Linked DNA regions of Homo sapiens: region 2 is linked to region 1. The links are chromatin loops, found by intact Hi-C in ENCODE. Cell type or tissue: Caco-2. All regions are shown on one strand. Links, peaks and the distances in the headings refer to the core of each region. The heading gives the core; the rest is flanking DNA. Region 1 overlaps PCNX1 (pecanex 1). Region 2 overlaps PCNX1 (pecanex 1).

The links. Peaks named below come from ENCODE experiments on the same cell type or tissue, not always from the same donor. Only the 100,000 strongest peaks of a DNase experiment are listed, where the experiment ranks them.
Region 2: a loop joins it to region 1, with 6 times the contacts of the local background. A loop is called at or near these places in 1 of 110 quality-filtered maps.

What each region holds. Positions count from the first base shown.
Region 1 is chr14:71,114,865-71,120,254 of GRCh38, forward strand. PCNX1 (pecanex 1) reads left to right here. Exons shown (of 36, transcript NM_014982.3): 36 at 1-518. Among named protein-coding and RNA genes, the nearest start is that of SIPA1L1, 200 kb to the right of the region's middle. RefSeq lists a silencer at 1,868-2,162. In Caco-2, for the core only: no CTCF peak of the experiment used is centred there; DNase peaks (open chromatin) are centred at 1,566, 2,087 and 3,587.
Region 2 is chr14:71,059,268-71,064,657 of GRCh38, forward strand. All of the region lies in intron 26 of PCNX1 (pecanex 1), which reads left to right. Among named protein-coding and RNA genes, the nearest start is that of PCNX1, 150 kb to the left of the region's middle. In Caco-2, for the core only: no CTCF peak of the experiment used is centred there; a DNase peak (open chromatin) is centred at 1,984.

The DNA.
Region 1 (5,390 bases), core at 175-5,174:
CTCTTGGGTTTAGTGTACTTGTGATTGAACAAGATTTTTTATCTATGAAGCTTGATTCTACAACCAAAATAATAGAAATGGGGGGGGGGGGGGGAATCATGTCTGCTTATGCTTTTTAAAAGCTTATAGTTTAAGTAAAAGTAAAATGTAAAAACTGATTAAACCTATACAAGTCTGGCAATGAGCTCTGCATGAGGAAATGGAAGGAGGAATATTGAAAATGATTCTAGGAAAGTGAACGTAAGAAAGGAAAATGGGTTTTCCTTTTCTGATCATGGGCTCTGGAAAGTATTCATGGCCTTTACCAGCATTCAGTATAAACCAGAGATAAGGACATATGTACTTACGTGTGTCTGTGAGTGTGTGTGTGTCTGAGTGTTATTCTGAACAGCTTGTAAATATTGTAGTTGTTTAAAATGGAAAATAAAAGCTGAGTTCTTTTGGCAAATATATTGCATCAAAAATACAGTATTGACAGTGGATAAAACACTGAGGAAATAAATTTTTTTTCATTTTGCCTTCTGTCCATTTTTTGTCAAACTGAGAAAAATTAGAGTACACTATATTAAGTTCTGTATGGCATGTTCACACTTGGTTCTGAAATCATTTTAAACAAGCTTTGGCCTGTAAACATGTGCTTCAACTTGCAATAGATCAAAAGCGTACATCATACTTCATGTTAAAACATGGTCTGTTTCACACTTTTCTTAGTGCAAGGGTTGTAGTTTGTCTTCTGAATTTATCTCGATGTTACATATTAACAATATTAGATAGAACATGTAGGATAAAAATGTTCAATCACAGACTAAACTACAATACAGAAAATGGAAAGAACATTTGGATTATGGTCATCAAAGGCAGGTACAAACTTGTTTGGTATATTTGCAGTGTGTACTAACTCAGTGATTTCACATATAATACAGAAAATGCAAGCTAATTTACAATGAGAATAGACATATTCTTGATTAAATCACTTATAATCCTTTAATGCATCATTTTAACTATTTATTAGTAAGAACCAGAACCAGCAGGATACAGATTATATGCCTTTTGCATCAGAGTCCAAATAATTTGCTATCTATCTTTCCTCTGGGGTCACAGTGGCATAAAACATCTTCAAAGAAAGGCATTCCCTGGATTAGTTGCATTCCTCGTAGAGCCAGAGATTCAAAGGGCTGTTGACGTGAAATTTAGGTCCCATAAAACTTCTTCCTTATTCTTTTTTTTAATCCAGATCCTGCACAACCTTATTCTTAAAGTGCAGTTTATGTAAGATTTTTCCTCCTAAAGGATCCAAAAATGTTTCGCTGAACTGTAGCCAATGAATCTTGCCATGTTAGGTGTGTTTTCCCCTGGGGAAGGGTGGAAAGCAACACTTTGTGAAGTAAGGGCATGACAGAATGGTGGCTTCCTGGGTATATAAGCACTTACTTATATAAAATATTTATTCTTAGCCTGAGCAATAGAGACCCCTTTTCTACAGAAAAACTTGAAAATTAGTCGAGCACAGTGGTGTGTGCCTGTAGTCCCAGCTACTTGGGAGGCTGAGGTGGGAAGATTACTCCGCCAGGAGGCGAAGGTTGCGGTGAGCTGAGATTGCACCACTGCACTCCAGCCTGGGTGACAAAGTGAGATGCTGTCTCCAAAAAAAAAAAAAAAATTTTTCCTCCATAGGTGCTTATCCAAGGCAACTAAATATAATTAAGCTTCATCCTTGGGAAAATGTAATTTAATGCAAGAGGATCCCAAGGTTGCTTTGCAATTTCTCAAGCATTAACAGCAAATAACTGGAGATGAATCTACCTTGTCTGTGAAACTTTTAAAGATGCCATTCAGTTTCAGTGCCCAGTGAACCATGCCAAAAGGGGAAAGTCATCTTTCAGTCCGAGGTTCCTTTTTTCTTATGAGAGCACTATTTACGGATACAGAAGCAACCGGCCCATATAAAAATACTCCACATCTGTGGCCTCATCTTAAAGCAAATATTCTTGACCTGTCTTTATCATATAAAGTCAACATTCCAGGATAGCACTGAACTTAACCAGATACCCAGTAGTGCCTCTGTGTGTTTGTAATACAGTTGACCCTTGAACGACGCAGGGATTAGGGGTGCCAACGCCCGGCACAGTTGAAAATCTGCATATAACTTTTGATTACCCCGAGTCAACTCCTGTGAACAAAGGCTATCTTGAATTTGGAGGAAAGAGACTATTTCAGTGAGATACAGAAATAAATACAGAGACTTTATTTTTGTGAGATACAGAGATTTGGCTTGGCAGTTATTTTCTTTCTGCAGTTCAAAGGAATCATTCCACTGTCTTCTACCTTTCATGATTTTTTTAGTCTTGTTGCTCTTTTAAGGGCAATGTATTTTTAATCCTCCAATTATTTTTGTCTTTGATTTTTAAAGCTTTCCATATAGTGCCTGTGTGTAGTTTTCTTTGTATTTATCTTGCCAAAGTGTTTTTTATTATCACTGAATCTTGGCCATTATCTCTTCAAATATTCCTTCTGCCATATTATTTTTCTCTCCTCCTCTCACACCACAATTATACACATATTTTACCATGTCCTTTATCTCATGTTCTTTTCTGAATTTCCTATCTTTGGTCTCTCCATATTTAGTTTAAATATTTTATTCTACATATCTTCCAGTTGTTATTTTTCTTTCATCATCTGTATCTAATATTCTGCTAAACTGATCTATTGAGTTATTAATTTTAATTTGTATATTTTTCAGTTCCAGAATTTGCATTTGATCCTCTAATATATTTCCAGTTACCTGCTGATGTTCTTGCTCACTATTTAATTTATTAAACATATTAACTACAGTTAAAGCTCATATATGATAATTCCAACATCTGGGTCTCCTGTGATTCTGTTTCTGTTGTTTTTTTTTTCCCCCTCTTGTTTCTCTGTTTTGTCTTTTGTCTGTGTATTTCTGATTGAATACCAGACACTGGTATTCATTCAGAATACATTCTGATTGAATGCCAGACACAGTATATGAAAATCTGTACATAATTGAGGCTGTAGATGTTATAATCTTCCTCAAGATGATCTACTTTTACTTTTGGCAAACAAGGTAGGAAATAAGGGAATGAGCTGTTTGGAAGATGATCTTCAGCCTTCTGAGAACTGATCTGTTTCTCTTTTACTACTAGGGTGTAGCCCTTTAGATATACAAACTTAAAGACTGGGTTTCATCTTTGGCGGGCCCTGAATTGTAATTACAAACACCCCAGCCTTGTGAAAGTCCAAAATCACTGCTCAGTTTCTCAGCCACTGCTTTCAAATTGGCAGATGTGGCACTGAAACCATCCCCAAGAAAACTTTATAAAATTGATTAAGGGAGAAAATAAAATTCAACTAGGTTTGCAGTACAATGAGCAGTAATCATTAAGCCAGCTTGCCCTTTGGCCTACTTCCCTGTAGCTGGCCGCTGCTTACTACCCCAGGAAAATGTAGGCCTTGTCACAAGACTTTGTTCTATAGCTAAAATCTAAGAGTTTCTCCTTTAGGTTTTGCATATCAACGAAACTACTGACACCGGCTGGCTGAAGGGCCCCGTAAGAAGCTGACTCATGGAAGAATAGTTTCCATATCCTATGATTTCATCTCTTTACCAGGACCAATCAACAACCCCAATTTTCCAGCCTGTTGTCCTCCACCATCCCCTTAAAGACACGCCCAGAACCCCTCGAGGGAACAGATTCATGGCTTGAGAATTCCCCTCCATTTTCTCATCCAGCAGCCTTGGATTATTAAATTCCAATGTTGCTGCAGTTCCCGTTGTCAGTGTAGTATTGATCTGTTGTCGCCCAGCGGGCATACAAACCTGGCAGTCCTGTTACAACACCAAATACCAGTCTTCCCTCTCTGGGCTTCCTTCTCTCTGGGGTCTTGGCCCCTAAAGTCGTAGTTACTGCGGTAGCACTCCAACACCTTCAAGTATATTTTTATGCTTTGTACAGCTTTCCTCATTATTTTTGATTGAAGGGTTGATCTGAAACAAGCTAACCTCTTGTCAAGTCTTTTCTTAATGTCAGTTGGCATCCTCACCCATCTATTACAACATCTAATTACTTAAACTTTGACTTGCCTTTGCCTTGACTTTACTGGCTATATTCTTTCATTTCAGATTCAGCCATGCCTTAGTTGCTAGCTAGCCTACTGATTGTACCCAGCCACTATTGGAGGGTTAGAGTAGTGAGAGGAGTGCACAGGGTTTTGTGGTACAAACCAATCCACTTGAATAATGGGAGCTGAGGGAAAACAAGATCAGTGGCCTCCAAAGTGGGTGTGGGCATGGCAGCTATCTGAAATCTGTGTCCCACCCAGTCCAAAATGTATCATAGAGGTAGGCCAGACACCTCAGGTAAAGCAGAGATGTCTAGACCAGTGACACATACGCAGGATCTGACCAACATTTTGTACTCTTGCAGGCTCTGGTTAGATGACAGAGTCACATTACTCATGATTTCAAGATCAGTGTTTTTTGTTACAGCACAGTGAGTTTTTTCCTGTTCACTTTTCTAGGCAGTGATTTTCCTGGCCTAAGGTCTTTTTTTTTTTTTTTTGAGATGGAGTCTTGCTTTGTTGCCCAGGCTGAAGTGCAGTGCACAATCTCGGCTCACTGCAACCTCTGCCCCCCAGGCTCAAGCAATTCTCCTGCCTCAGCCTCCTGAGTAGCTGGGATTACAGGCATGTGCCACTACGCTTGGCAAATTTTTTTGTATTTTTAGTAGAGAGGGGTTTCACCATGTTAGCCAGGATGGTCTCGATCTCCTGACCTTGTGATCTGCCTGCCTTGGCCTCCCAAAGTGCTGGGATTACAGGCGTGAGCCACCGTGCCCGGCCTGGCCTAAGGTCTTATTAACTCTCCTCCATTTCAGACATGACCCCCTGTGGAGTTATAGCTGCAACAATAGCAGAGACAGGATTTAGCCAATGCAGGGTGCTTTTCCAGCCCTAGCTTAACCTTTCCATTCATTCTAAATGAAATAAAATCTCCACAGGTAACCCAAGGACTGAAATAGGCTTCAGGTAAGAAGTGAGTGAACTTTGTATTTTTCCTGAGCTTGGTGGAATGAGTGTTTGGAAAAGTTAAATGGTTTAACTACTGAAAACCACCCAGGCCACAGGCATATGATTCATTTTGTGTGACCTTAGACTTTTTCTTGGAAGATTTGGGGCCAGAAAATAGGAAGCCAAAAATAGCTTCATTGGGATCAAATATTTTTCTTTCTGGAAACCAGAAAACTATTCAGTTCTGTAAGTTCCAACAAGTTCCTCATTAACATCACTATTTCTCTACCTATATTAAGTCACCCCCTTGAAATTCGGGTCACAAAGGCAACCTACAGGTAATGTGGGTCATGGATGAGAGG
Region 2 (5,390 bases), core at 59-5,058, 56 kb before region 1:
TAAATGCTAATTATTTGCCAATCAAAACTCAAATTTGAAAATACAGCAACCCTTACTCTTTGAACTCCTATAGATTTGGGTAACAAGGGATACCTGTAATTCTTAACTCAGACATTAGCATTTTTTTTTTTAAGAGACAGGGGTCTCGCTCTGTCACCCAGGCTGGAGTGCAGTGGCGTGATCACAGCTCACTACATCCTCAAACTCCTGGGCTCAAGGGATCCTCTTGCCTCAGCCTCCTGAGTAGTTGGGACTACAGGTGCACACCACCACTCCTGGCTAATTTTTTTTTAATTTTTACTTTTGTATAGATAGGAGTCTCACCACCTTGCCAAGGCTGGTCTTGAACTCCTGAGCTCAAGCGACCCTCCAGCCTTGACCTCCCAAAGTGCTGAGATTGTAGGTGCGAGCCACCACACCCAGCCGGGATTTTTTTAAAGACACATTTGATCATGGCATTCGCACGCTTACAATTTTTCAGTGACTTCTCATTGCATTTAACATAGAATTCAAATGCCTGAACACATCCTATGGTACTCTGTGATCTGGCCTCTGCCAGTTTCTCCATCCTCACTTTACAGCACTATCTGCACTCACTGTAGCCACACTGGCCTTCTTGCAGTTTCTTAGATGTGCTAAATTCTTTACTAAGGACTCCTTATTGCCCTTCATTTTGCCAGAAAGTGCCAGCCATCTCTCTTTCTCCCCTAATCCTCCATCTGGCTGATTCCTTTGCCTGAATGTCCCTTTCTCAGAGAAGCCTTCTCTAGCCACCTATCCCACGTGATTATCTCACTTTACCATGTTTTTATCGTTAGATTCTTACACAGTCATGGACTGCAGCAATGGACTGCACATATCACAATGGTCCCTTAAGATTATAATGGAACTGAAAAATTCCTGTTAGTGACATCGTAGCCATTCTGTCCTATCACAAAGCATTACTTGTGTTTATGGTGATGCTGGTATAAACAAAACTATGCTACTGGTCATGTAAAAATCTAGCACATACAATTATGTACAGTACATAGTACTAGATAATGATAATAAACAACTATGTGTTTATTATATTATGCTATACTTTTTATGGTTAGAATGTACTCCTTGTACTTAGAAAAAAAAGTTTACTTTAGAACAGTATGTCTTGTTATGCTAGTGGCAGACTCATACATCTCACATTTACTGTATCTCTTGATTGCATCATTTTCTCTGTGTTTGATTTGATCTTGTGTCATTCGATTTTATGGCCCCTACATGTGCAAAATTCACAGCTATTGTTGCCAGGAAGAGGCCACATCGAGTAGATTGACCAGGAAGCTAAATTAAAAGTGATTAAGGACTATGAAGGTGGCAAATCAGCAATGGTTGTTGTCAGGTAATTATGTCCCATTCCACCATAGCTGTGATCTTGAAGAACAAGAACAAAGTGACAGAAGCCATTAAAGGATCTGCTTCATTGAAGACAAAAAGATGAACAAAAATTTGAAAAGGGCCTAAATCATACATGGAGAAACTACTGAAGACCAGACACAGAAGCATATTATACCTCTCAGCATCATGACAATCACAGACAAAACAAAAAGTTTGTTTGCGATATTGAAAGATAAGATTGAACACAACTACAGTGTTGAATTTTCTGCTAGCTCTGTGTGATTTTATTCAAGAATTGTTATTTATTGCATAATGTGAAAGCTGGTGAGTGGTGAGTCTGTAAATGCTGATGTGAAAGCAGCTGAAGAATTTTTGGAACTCTAGATAAGCTGATTGTGAGGAAAATTACTTCACAGGGCAAATCTTCAGTATAGATGAAAGCTTGCTATTCTGAAAACAGATACTGGAAAGGACTTTCATCCATAAAGAGGCCAAGTCAATGCCAGGTTTCAAGTTATTAAGGACAGGATAACAGTCTTGCATGGGAGAAACGTTGCAGGTTACAAATGGAAGCCCTTTGTGATCTGGCCCAGTGAGAACCCCAGGGCCTTCAAGCTTATCACTAAGCACACACTGCCAGTGTATTGCAGGAGCAATCAGAAGTCTTGAATGACCCAGCTTTTCTTCCCAGATGCCCTCCTGAATTGCTCTGCCAGCACAATGGAGAAGTACTGTTTGGAGAATAACATACCATTCAAGATTGTGCTTATTGTTGATAATGCTCCACACATCCTCCTTTTATTGGTGATCTTTATCCCGGTATCAAAGTGGTATTTCTGCCTCCAAACACCCACCTCTCTGATCCAACCAATGGATCAAGAAGTTGTCGCAGCTTTTCAGACCTACCACCTGAGAAGGACATTTACCCAGGCTATTTCTGCAACTGAAAAGACACTGATGCAATTCTGGAAGGATTACATCTATGACTGCATCAAGAACCTTGCTTAGGGTGATGTCACCAATATGGGTATGAATGGCATCTGGAAGAAGACACTCAAGAGGTTCATCTGTGACTTCAAAGGATTTGCCAAGGATGAAGAGATTGCAAAAATCAACATGGCTGTGGTTGGGATGGCAAGCAACTTTAACCATGGTGTGGACAAGGATGACATTGATGAGCACCTAGAGGTGGTTCCTGAGGAACTGACTAATGAGGGGTTGTTGGAACTGGAACAGGAACACATAGCTGAAGAACAGGCCAGAGAAAGGGAAACAGCTAGAGAAGAAAAAGAAGAAACCCCAAGAAAATTCACAGTGAAGGGTTTTAGCAGAAGCTTTAGCAGAAGCTTTTTAAGGAGCTCAACAAGCTCCTTAAAAAGTTTGAAAACATGGACCATAACACCAAAAGGTTTTCATTAATAGAGAGGAATGTTCTTGCTGCATTATCTGCATACAACAAGCAAATCTATGATGAATGAAAGAAACAAACCAAGCAAACTATTGTGGACATAATTTTTCAAAGAGTGATACCTCCTCAAGAAGAGCCTCAGGCAGGTCCTTCAGGGGGTATCCAGAGGAAGTCATTGTTGTCATAGGAGATGGCAGCTCCATGTGTGTCATTGCTTCTGAAGGCCTTCCAGTGGGATAAGATGTGTAGGTGGAAGCCAGTGATATTGATGACCCTGAGCCTGTGTAGACCTTGGCTAGTGTGTGTGTTTGTGTCTTAGTTTTTAACAAAAAAGCTTAAAAAGTAAAAAAATTTTAAATTTTAAAAATATTTAAAAATTTTTCTAAACAAATTTTTAAAAGTTTTAAAACATTTTAAAATGTTTAAAAAATTTTTTAACAAAAAAGTTTAAAAATTAAAAAAATTTTAAAAAAGCTTACAGAATAAGGATATAAGGAAAAAATATTTTTATGCAGCTATACAATATGTGTTTTAATTTAAGCGTTATTACAAAGGAGTCAAAAAGTTTAAAAAAATTGAAAGTTTATAAAGTAAAAAAGTTACAGTAAGCTTAGGTAAATTTATTATTGGAGAAAATAATTAATTTCATGTAGCCTAAGGTATAGTGTTTATAAAGTCTACAGTAGTGTACAGTAACACCCTAGGCCTTCACACTCACTCACTACTGACTCAGTGACTCACCCAGAGCAACTTCCAGTCCTGCAAACTCCATTTGTGGCAAGTGCCCTATATAGATATACCATTTTTTATCTTTTTGCCATATTTTTACTGTACCGTTTCTGTGTTTAGATGTGTTCAGATACACAGATACCTACCATTGTATTACCGTTAGTGACATTATTCAGTACTATAACATGCTGTACAGGTGTGTTTAACCTAGGAGCAATAGGCTATATTATATAGCCAAAATGTGTAGCAGGCTGTACCATCTAGGTTTGTGTAAGTACATTCTATGATGTTTGCACAACGAAATTTCTTAACAGCGCATGTCACAGAATGTATCCCCATAGTTATGCAACATGTGACTGTTTATTGTTTAAAGTTTATTTTTTCTCTAGCCAAAGGGTTGGCCTACTTATTCTGTTAGGAACCAGACAGTAAATATTTTAGGGTTTGAGAGCCATACACATTCTCTGTTGCATATTCTTCTTTGTTGTTTTCTCTTTCTTTTAAATGACCCCTTAAAAATATCAAAACCATTCTAAGCTTGGATTTGGCCCTGGGCTGAAGTTGATCAATCTTTGTTTTAGAATATAGGCAGATTGTAAAGGGCAGGAATCACATGTACTTCATTTATCATTATGTACCCAGTACCTATCACACACAGCAATTAGTATATAATAAGTATTTTGTTAGTTTCGTAGACTGATTAAATAATGTAAGTGTGTAGCCTTTTCTTCTTTCTGTTCATTCCAGAGCTCTCATGAGGGATGAGTATACTCTTGCTCACATGTTGATGTGATCTTTGGTTACTTCCTTTTCTTTATAGTGTGATCCCCTGTCTCACCTACCCGTCTGCCAAATATTAATCAAAAGTGTCATTATTTTGCCAGGCAGATATTTGGATCTGCTGAGCATTTTATCTACTTTCCAAGACAGACTCCATTCAGCCAATTTATTATTTTTAAATTTTATTTGTCTATCCTGGATGCTTACTTTTAAGTAATATTGAAACAAGTTTCTTGATCAGTTTTTATAGCTCTTAGTTAAACCCATTCATATTTCTCATTTCCATTTTTATTTTACAGATACTCTAGATTCTTTCCATGTAAACTTTATGTGAAAAATTTGGGTTATCAGTCATTTTTTGTCTATATCAGAATTTTCTGATTACACTTTCTTTCATGTTAATTTTTTACTGATAAGTGTAAACTGTACCAGGTACAGTTTTAGAAGTCAAACTTTACACATCAACAGTATGTTCGGCTGACTGGATTCCTTTCCATTTTTACTCAGGTTAAACATGCCTTATTTTCATGATTGTTTGTTTTATTTAGTTTTATCAGTAATATTCACTATGAAGTGACTGGAAGATTTAGGTAATCCAGGGAACAGTTGGTAATAGTTCCTCATAGAATCCCTATTAATTAATATTAATAATTGAAAACAGAATATCTCCTAGTAATACATTTTGCTCAGAAAAAAAATCTTTTTTCAATTATTAATATTGCTATAATTATTGACTTCATTTTCTGAGCAAAATATATTAGTAGGGCATATTGGGTGGAAATAGTCATGGGATTAGAATGGTAGAGTAAAAACATTCTGCTTTAATTCAGGTATCCCATTCTCCTTATTCTGCTGCTATAAACAAGGACCTCAGTTGGGTAAATGTCCAAACTTTTACATTTCCTCTTGCCATGTATGATTTCTGTCCACCACTAACAGTGATCTGCACAAAATACAGCTCTTGTGTTATTTCGTCATTTAAAAATCTTTGATAAACTTCCTGGAAAGAAAGAAAAATGAAGTAGTAACACATAAAACTAAGAAATAGTCTCAACTTCATGTTACAATTTTCTTTTAATATACTTTAAGTTCTGGGGTACAT